2 separate regions of the Homo sapiens genome follow, and region 2 is linked to region 1. Evidence: read pairs that join two places in POLR2A ChIA-PET (ENCODE). Cell type or tissue: K562. All regions are shown on one strand. Links, peaks and the distances in the headings refer to the core of each region. The heading gives the core; the rest is flanking DNA.

Region 1 (4,492 bases), core at 259-4,258:
TGACCTAAGGATGCTGAGCCCCAGGGCGGCCGGAGGCTCCCTACACACAGCTGGGTTCAGCCAGGGCTCCTAGGTGATGCCTGGCAGAATCTGCGCTTAAAGTCCTGTCTCCCAATCCTCTTCCTCCTCCTCCAGAGATGCAGTCAGAGAGACAGCCCCCAGCTCCAGGGAGGAAGCAGGGAGAGGGAGGAGCAGGGAGAAGAGAGGAGAGGGAAGAGAGGCTCGGAGGGAGGCTCAGAGGGGAGGGAGCCTCAGACCAGGGAGAGGCTTGAAGGGGAGAGAGGCTCTAGAGTGGAGAGGAGAGCAGGGACCTGGTTGCAGGCAGTGCTATACCCTGGGCCACCTCCAGAGTGACAGGAGCGGGTGGCACCAGGCTCCACTGTTGGTGGAGGGGGCTCAGACTAGGCCGGGGCAGAGAAGGAGCCGGGCAGCCAGGCATGAAGCTCATGATTGACACCAATTCCTTAACCTTAAACATCACGGAGTGTCCAACTCTGGGGACGAATCGGGGTGTGGACAGGTTCAGGCAGGGAGCCCGTGGAGGGCAGCAGTCGAGGGCCCGGGTACCGCTCTGGGCCAGGAGGGACACTGGCCTGGCCGCCAAGGCCAGATGCCAAGGAAGGCAGCCTCCGCCTCCCTCCCAGCTCCCCTGACGCGGCCAACCTTGGTCCTGCGGGCCGGGCCCTGAGTGCTAACTTCCACCTTATCCCACGTCCCAGCTCACAGTGGCAGAGCTGGAGTCCAGCCCAGGACCCTGTGCGTCACCACCTGTGCGCTCATGGCTGTGCTGTGCTGCCGGGGGAAGAGCTGGCATCCCCTCTTCACCCAGTGCTCGCCACGCAGCCTCTGGGTGCACAACACAGGCCCCCCAAGGGCTCCACATGGTGGGTGCCCTCTCCCTGTGCCCACCTTGTGGCCACGCACAGCCGAGGGGAAGCGGGACCCCGAGGCAGCAGGCTCTCCTCGTCCCCATCCGGCCTCCTCCTGGCTCTGGCTTCCCTCTGTCGGGGGTTTAAGGCTTCCTAGAGAGAGCAGCTGTTGGGTGAGAGGGTCTTCCCGGAGACCCTGCAGCCTCTTCTGAATCAGGGGCCCAGGAGTCCTCACTCAAGCCATCCCCACCTCTGAGCTGGGCAGGTGCGGCTCGGAGGGGAAGGTGGGGGACCATGCCCTTAGGGTGGGTGGGGTTGTCCTGTGTTTCTGCTGTCCTTTGGGTTAAGGTGTGGGGATCTTTGTTACCAGGAGATGCTGTGGCCACTAACGCTTTAGCACAGATAAGGACAGGCTGAGCCTGGTGGGGATCTGGGGCAGCGCCGCTTGGGAGGGCAGGCGAAGGTGAGTGCTGGGTGCTGGGAGGGAGGGGCCTGGCAGCGTGTGCCAAGATCCCTTTAGATGATCAGGGTTATAGTTTATCTCCCCACCCTCACCCAGACCCCTCCCAGCCCTGCTGCCACCTGGCTGCCCCCAAAGGAAGGAGTCCTGAGCCCCCAGGCACAGGAAAACAACACTTAGAGAATCTCTAAGTGCTGCAGGGAGGTGGAGGCAGGGCCAGAGCTGCTGAGGACGGCCAAGAGGACCCCCTCAGGAAGGGGTGCTCCCTGCCATCAGGACCCAGGAACCATGGCAGGCTCCTGACCACGAGGGCCCCAAGGCTCCTCCCCTCTCCCCCTAGGCCCCTACTCAGCCCCTCCATGGGCGCTCAAATCCCTCAAGCTCTCAACCCGCCTTCTCCCTCCCCTATTGCTCCCCTAGCACCTGCCCTTCTCCTCTCCAGCCACTCTGAGCCCCTCATGTCCCTGGGGAGACCCCTCACTCCTGCACTCTCCCTTGCTCAGGCTCTGCCTCCCACTGGCCCACCTGCCTCCTCCTCCAGGCAGCCTTCCTGGACTGTTCAAGCCCAAGCAAATGCTTCTTTTGCTGAGCTCCACAGGGTGAGCCCAGCACTCCTAATCCTGAGGCCCAGGAGGCTTATGAGAAAGACCCCAGGGCACCACCCTGCAGACTCTGCTGTCACCGGCCTCTTGTGGCTCAGGCTCAGGCAAGCCGGAGAAAAGCTTTTGGTGCCCTAAAAAGGAGCACAGCAGAGAGCCAGAGCCGCCCAACCAGGGATGGAGAATGACCCGGGCCTTGGCGGGGGAGAATTGGAAACGGTGGGTCTGGGAGGTGCCTGGGAACCCTCATTTTCAGAGCAGAAGCCCTGGGGGTGAGGGTTCAGCTGCATCTTCTGTCTCCTCAGTAGCCTGCACGGGGCTGGGCCCAGGCCAGAGGCTCAGTACTGCACCCGGGCCTATCTGTCCACTGCTAAGGCCTCGATGGGGCCATGGCCCCCTCCCCCACAACCACAGGACCCCTGGGCTGGCTAGAGGGGGCCATGGAGATCTGAGCTGAGCGGTCATGGGACCCCGGGCTCCCCGCTTCACTGAGCGTCCTCTGTGTTCAGCTCACAGATCAGGAGACTGAAGCTCAGGAGACGGTGAGGACTTTTGCCCACACAGGCCCCTCGGTGGTCACTAGGCCCTGCAGGGGGCCCACTGCTCCTTGAAGCACTAGGGAGGGTGGGTGGGCTGTGAGCAGAGGGATCCCGGCGCCCCCCACCCGCCAGCTTCTGGGACCAGAGCCCTGTAGACTTTGGTAAGAGGCCCAGTGCAGGCTGGCTGCTGCGTCGGTGCGTGTCTGAATGAAGGAGTGAATGAATGAGTGGGTGGGTGGGCACATGCAGGCCCTCAACACTCAAGTCCACATCGAGGCCCTTCGGCCACCTTTATTGAGAGATACACGGGGTTTGTTTTCACCACCTGCAGATGGTGGGAGTGGGGGTGGGCGTTTGAGCTGTGAGGGCTGTGCCGTCACCAGGGGCCGGCTCAGGGGCTCCGGACTCCATGACCGACGCACTCATGGCACGCAGGGCCAGCTTCCGGGGCCACATCATGACCTGGCCGCAAGCTAGTGATACGAGATCAGGTGTCGTGGGTGTGTCTGTGGTGCGTGGACACGTGTCCCTACCTACGGTAAGTGCACAGATAGGAGCATCAAGACATCAACGGGAAAAGCCGACTTCAGTCACAGCCACAGACCCCGCCCCAGAGACCCCACGTCTACCGAGGGTCTAGGGCAGTGGGGCATCCACTCTGCCCTCTCTCAGAGCACCATCCTGAGAGACACCATTCTGTCTGTTCCGGGGTGGATCCTCCAGGACAGTCTCATCCAGCTGAGAGGGCGGAACGACCACATCTGTTCCTTAGATGGGGAAACCGAGGCTCAGAAATTATGGCCCAAGGTCCAGGAGCCCCAGAGAAGGGTCTGAGGCTGCCCTGTCTGGCTCTGAGTCCAGGTCCTCGTTCAGAGCCCAGCCTGAGGGGCCTTAGCATTTGCTAGACTCTGAGCCCACTCCTGAGCAGGGGTAGGGGCTGCACTGACCTCTGGACATCCCTGGCTGGCAGCAAAGCTCTTCCGCCCAGAGCAGACTATGTCATGGGGGCTCTGTGGGGGAGGAAGGCCCCTCTGTGCTGGCCCTGTTTCCCTGGGGTTGGTGGCCCTTGGGCACTGGGAGGGCTGCCTGGCTGATGACCAGGCTTGTGGGGGCAAAGTTTGGCAGGAAGTGCAGCGAATAGGCCTGACTCCCCTGGGCCCTGTTCTTGGTGAGCCGAAGGGTCCTGTGGTTGGAGAGGGATTTTGTGGGGTTCAAGGAACCCGTCAACTCAACAGCCAGATCCAAGCGACTGCAGATACTGTAGCATTCGACTCTCATTTCTCAGACGGGGAAACTGAGTCCAGAGAAGGCAAAGTGGCTGAACACAGCCCAAGACCAGGTGTCCGGGTCCTGGGTCGACATGGCCGGTGCAGGCAGCCAGCCCAGAGCCCATTTCCCTGGGGCAAAGGCTGCTCTGAGACAGGGAAATCCCTTGAAGAAAAGGCTGACTTTTGCTTCCTGTGGCTCCCAGCTCCTGGCTGGTCCCGGCCAGCTTCTCCTGGGACTGTCTTCTCTTAGGCTTAGGCGACCTTCTTAAGCCAGGGGCCTGGCTAGTCATGTGCTCTGTGGAGCCTGGATCCTAGAGACCAAGGAGGCGCCAGCTTTTTCAACTGCTTGGAGGCCGGGGCCAGGGCTGCCGCCGCCAGAAGGTGACAAATGAGTCTGTGCCTCAGCCCAGGGCTGCCGGCCAGCGGTGCCTGGACACACCGCTCCTTCTCACCTGAAGCCTGAGTTCCTGGGACCTGGCATCTTACTCAGAGACCAGGCACCATCGCCCCTGTCCCACATTCCCCTTCTCAAGGCCCCACCCTGAAGCCAGCTCTGGGCCTGGCTCCAGACCTCAGCCTGCACAGCCACAAGCAAAGCACACGGAATGCGCACCCCATCCTGGCCACGGCCACTCGGGCAGGTGCTGGAGACCAGGCCCCTGATCCGGCGTCCCTTCTGCCGAGCCCGAGAGGCCACAGCTGAAGATCTTGAGGCTGAGGCCTGAGCCCCCTCCCATGTGGTGTCCTGGCAGAGCCC
Region 2 (4,252 bases), core at 1-4,000, 62 kb before region 1:
ATAAGGACCCAGGGAACCAACTTCCCTCTCACTTACGAGGTCACCCTTGGGGCCGCGGAACCCTTCTGGGCCCCTCTCGCCTCGGTCACCCTGGAAAGGATGAGGTGGGGCAGGGACAGAGTTAACACCATGGAGTTGGTCGGAGAGTAGGACGGGGGCCCCTCCAGGCCCGGGCGGGGGACAGCCCTCCAGGAGTGGTCAGAGAGTGGGATGGGGGCCCCTCCAGGCCTGGGCCCTCCAGGAGTGGTCAGAGATGGCTGGAGGTGCCAGAGGGACGATGGTGACCCCTCATTCCACGTCCAGAACCAGAAAGGAGGCGAATGTCTCACAAAGAATGGATTCCATTGGTAAGCACCCCCGTACCCATGCCACAAGCCCTCCCAGGGTGTCCAGGGAACAGCTCAGCCACAGAAGAGGGGCCCCAGTGGGGCTGGGGGCGTCTGAGAGGAGCAGAGGGAAAGGGGAGAGAGGTCACGAGGCATGGCGCCCACCGTCCACTGACACACGTACCGCTTTCCCAGGCGCTCCTGGGATCCCAGGCGGCCCTCGGAACCCAATGGGACCCTGCAGAGGAGAGAGGGGATCCGGGGTCCTCTTGTCTGAGGCCTGGCTGGCATCCCCCCAGTGCTCCCTCAGGGGCGGCCCAGACACAAGCAGCCCTTCCTCTAGGGCTCCCCAGCAAGTTCCCCCAAGATGCCACCTAGTAGTCTCCAAATCCCTGCTTCCCCTCCTGCTCTGGCCTAAGCCACAACAGCCCTCACAGCAGCCTGGGACCGTGTGTGTGGGTGTCAGCGAGCAGAGTTCATCAGCCCTCGCCCGGGCACACGCGTGAATAGCCCTCACAGCAGCCTGGGACCGCGTGCGGGCATCAGTGAGCGCCGACTGTCAGCTCTCGCCCAGGCACATGCGAGAACAGGGGCCCAGAGCAAGGCCTGCGCCACAGTGGCGATGGCCAGAGCCAGGGTGCCGGCTGCTTCAGAGTGTCACTCACGGGGCCCATCTGAAGTCTGGAGGTGCAGACAACCAGGCCCCCAGCCACCTGGCCGGCCCCCACTAGGGGCTGCAGGACTTACCCGGTCCCCAGGGGGCCCGAGTGGCCCTGGCAGTCCTCGTAATCCCCGGGGGCCCTGCGAGAGAGAGGCACAGATGCAGAGGCTGGGGCTGCACCTCCACCCCGGGGAGCACCCAGGGCCAAGGCCCTCGGGGTACCCCTGGGAGCCCTGGTGTCTTCCATGAGCCCTCAGCCTCAGCTCAGGTCCCCCAGAGGGAGGGGGCACCAGCCTTGAGGTCAGCAGCCTTGGCAGAGGTGGGACCCCCAGCCAGGTCGCGCTCCTGTGCCTGGGTGTTGGCCAAACACCCCCCAGCCGGAGCTGGCCCCCTCGGGGGTAGATATGTGCAGGGCTTGATCACTCTGTGGGCTGAGTTCCCATCCCACCATCCTTACCCCTTCCTAGCCTCACCTGCAGCCCCACGCTGCCCGGGAGGCCGGCGGGCCCAGGGGGGCCAGGGTCACCCTGAAACAGAGGGGATAGGGTGGTCAGCGGCCCAGTCTGGCTCTCCTTGCACCTTTCGGTGCCTCCAGTCACCCTACTCAAGCCCAAGCAGCTGGGGGTGTTGCCCCCTTCACAGCTGGGCCTTGGAGGCTCTGTGAAGGGGACACTTGCCCACAGTTCCAGAGCAGTCCCGCGAGTCTCGGTGGCCTCGCCCTGCCGGGCCGGGGTCCGTGGTCACTGTTCCCACAAGGCCCTTCAGCCCTGTCCAGGCCCCTCCTCGTGGCCAAGCAGGGACCCCTCTGATGTGCACCTGGGGTCTCCTCATCTGATCACTCCAGCCACGCTAAAGGGCATCCCAGACCTGGTCCCCCGGCCTGCAGGTGACCATGGACAGACACCCTCCACGGACAGCGACCACAGGTGAGGGGAGGCTACAGGCTAAAGCCAGCCATCCTCACAGATGCCCCTCGCCCCGGCCACAGACACAAACCAGGGAGCTTCCACAGCGAGGCCAGGCAGGACGGGGTCTGTCCAGGGACCCTGCCTAAATCACCCAGCTCTGACCAGCCAGGCCCTGTCTGGAAGACAGGCACAGAAGGTGCCAGTGCAGGTGCACCCATGAAACGGTCCCTCCCCACCGCCGGAGCCCAGCCCCTCCCTCCCGCCGGAGCCCAGCCCCTCCCTCCCGCCGGAGCCCAGCCCCTCCCTCCCGCCGGAGCCCAGCCCCTCCCTCCCGCCGGAGCCCAGCCCCTCCCTCCCGCCGGAGCCCAGCCTCCAGTCCCCAGCTCCTCCCCAGCTGCTGTGCGGCAGCTTCACCTTCTCGCCGTCCTTGCCGACTTCCCCCTGCTCGCCTTTGTAGCCAGTGGGTCCCTGCAAGCAAATGTGGGGTCACTGCCCCACCCAGACCCCCCGACACCCCCTCCCTGGCAACACTGAAGTGAGGCCTGCAGGGTCAGTCAGCCCAGGGCCCGCCACACGGCAGCGCACAGGACCGCGGGTCTGGGCCCTCATGGGGAAACTGAGGCCTGAGAGGCGCTAGGACCCACATGAGGGCGCTCTGCGGTCAGGAGCGGGCCAGGGCTGGGCTGGGGTGGGAGCTTGAGGCTAGCTCTCCCCCGCAGTCTCTGACGCCTATGGCCAGTCCCAGCCTGGCCACATCAGCGTGTCACTGGGGTGCTGAAGGCGGGACAAGGAGGCTGGCCTAGCTTTCTTCCTGGGGCAACCCTGGAACCAGGGTCCAGCTTTCTGGACCCGCCACCTCCACAGCCCCATGGGAGCCCAGCTGCCTCCTGCCCAGCACAGGGTGGTGCTTGGGTCCCAGTCACCCGTGACTCACCTTGAACCCTGGCATTCCAGGGGGCCCTGGGGGACCTGGCGGGCAGATACTTGGGCACTGTCGGAAAACAGAGCAGTCAGACCCCTCCCAGCCAAACAGAGCAGGACGTCCGACGCAGGGGTCAGCGCCCGCGGGACCCCAGGAGGCCACTCTGCACGGTGACGGGACCCCGGGAGGCCACTCCTCATGGTGACAGGACCCCAGGAGGCCACTCCGCATCAGTGACGGGACCCCAGGAGGCCACTCCGCACAGATGATGGGACCCCAGGAGGCCACTCCACGTGGGTGACGGGGCCCCGGGAGGCCACTCCGCGCGGGTGTCGGGACACTCTGGGTGACAGGACCCCAGGAGGCCACTCCACACAGAGACGGGACCCCAGGAGGCCACTCCGCGTGGGTGACGGGGCCCCAGGAGGCCACTCCGCGCGGGTGTCGGGACACTCTGGGTGACAGGACCCCAGGAGGCCACTCCACACAGTGACGGGACCCCAGGAGGCCACTCCACACAGTGACGGGACCCCAGGAGGCCACTCCGTACAGGTGATGGCACTGGGACAGGACACAGACAGGGTCTCCTTCAGCACTGGCCAAGTGCAGCAGGGGCTGCATGGAGCAGCCGGCCCCACGGCAGACACTGGCTATCAAAGCAGCCATTCAGCACAGTCCCGGCCGGCACTGCAGGGGGCCTTGCAGCAGCCTCAGGTCGGGCCCATCCTCAGCACAGGAATGTGCTCGGCATGGGGCTTTTAGGAGGGGCACTGTGAGCCCAGGCAACAGGTCTGATGCTCAGGAAACCCAGGGCTGCTTCTAGATGATCCTACAGCTGCAATGGGCAGGCCAGGCCAAGGGTGCAGACCCGTATCTTCAGCCCCTGCCCCACTCAGCCCACGATCGGGGGCCCAACCACGCACCACATTCTGGAAGGTTCCCTAAAGCCTCCCTTCTGGGACACAGGCTGGCCAGGCACCTAGGCCCCGGGGTGGGGTGAGGAGAGAGGCTGGTAGACAGCGTCGGTGGTCAGGTCAGAGTGGGCCGAGCTTTTCCCTTCAAAACTATCAAACCTCTCTATGGAAACAAGGCGCTGACTGCCACCACGGACGGCCAAACAGAGAGGAGAGATGGATCCGTGGCCTCCGAAGCCCATTTTCTTTCCTCTTCATTTTTTTGAGACAGGCTTGAGCTTGGCTGCTCACGCTGGAGTGCAGTGGCTTGATCACAGCACCCTGCAACCACTGCCTCCTGGGCTCAAGTGATCCTCCCACCACAGCCATCCAAGTAGCTAGGACAACAGGCACGCCACCACGTCTGGCTACTTTAACAATTTTTTGTAGAGACAAAGATCTCACTATGTTGCCCAGGCTGGTCTCAAACTCCTGAGCTTAAGCGATCCTCCTGTCTGGGCCTCCCAAAGTGCTGGGATTAC

What was found. Peaks named below come from ENCODE experiments on the same cell type or tissue, not always from the same donor. Only the 100,000 strongest peaks of a DNase experiment are listed, where the experiment ranks them.
Region 2: POLR2A ChIA-PET joins it to region 1 with 5 read pairs; 3 of 35 experiments call an interaction of 5 or more read pairs at or near these places.

What each region holds. Positions count from the first base shown.
Region 1 is chr20:62,761,012-62,765,503 of GRCh38, reverse strand. It overlaps NTSR1 (neurotensin receptor 1), which reads right to left. Exons shown (of 4, transcript NM_002531.3): 4 at 2,733-4,492. Among named protein-coding and RNA genes, the nearest start is that of LINC00659, 14 kb to the left of the region's middle. RefSeq lists an enhancer at 3,644-4,423. In K562, for the core only: no CTCF peak of the experiment used is centred there; no DNase peak of the experiment used is centred there; H3K27me3 peaks cover 49 bases.
Region 2 is chr20:62,823,079-62,827,330 of GRCh38, reverse strand. COL9A3 (collagen type IX alpha 3 chain) reads right to left here. Exons shown (of 32, transcript NM_001853.4): 11 at 2,830-2,886; 12 at 2,310-2,363; 13 at 1,461-1,514; 14 at 1,074-1,127; 15 at 511-564; 16 at 37-90. Among named protein-coding and RNA genes, the nearest start is that of COL9A3, 8.2 kb to the right of the region's middle. RefSeq lists a silencer at 2,073-2,132 and enhancers at 2,721-3,408, 3,409-4,097. In K562, for the core only: no CTCF peak of the experiment used is centred there; a DNase peak (open chromatin) is centred at 2,140; H3K4me3 peaks cover 479 bases.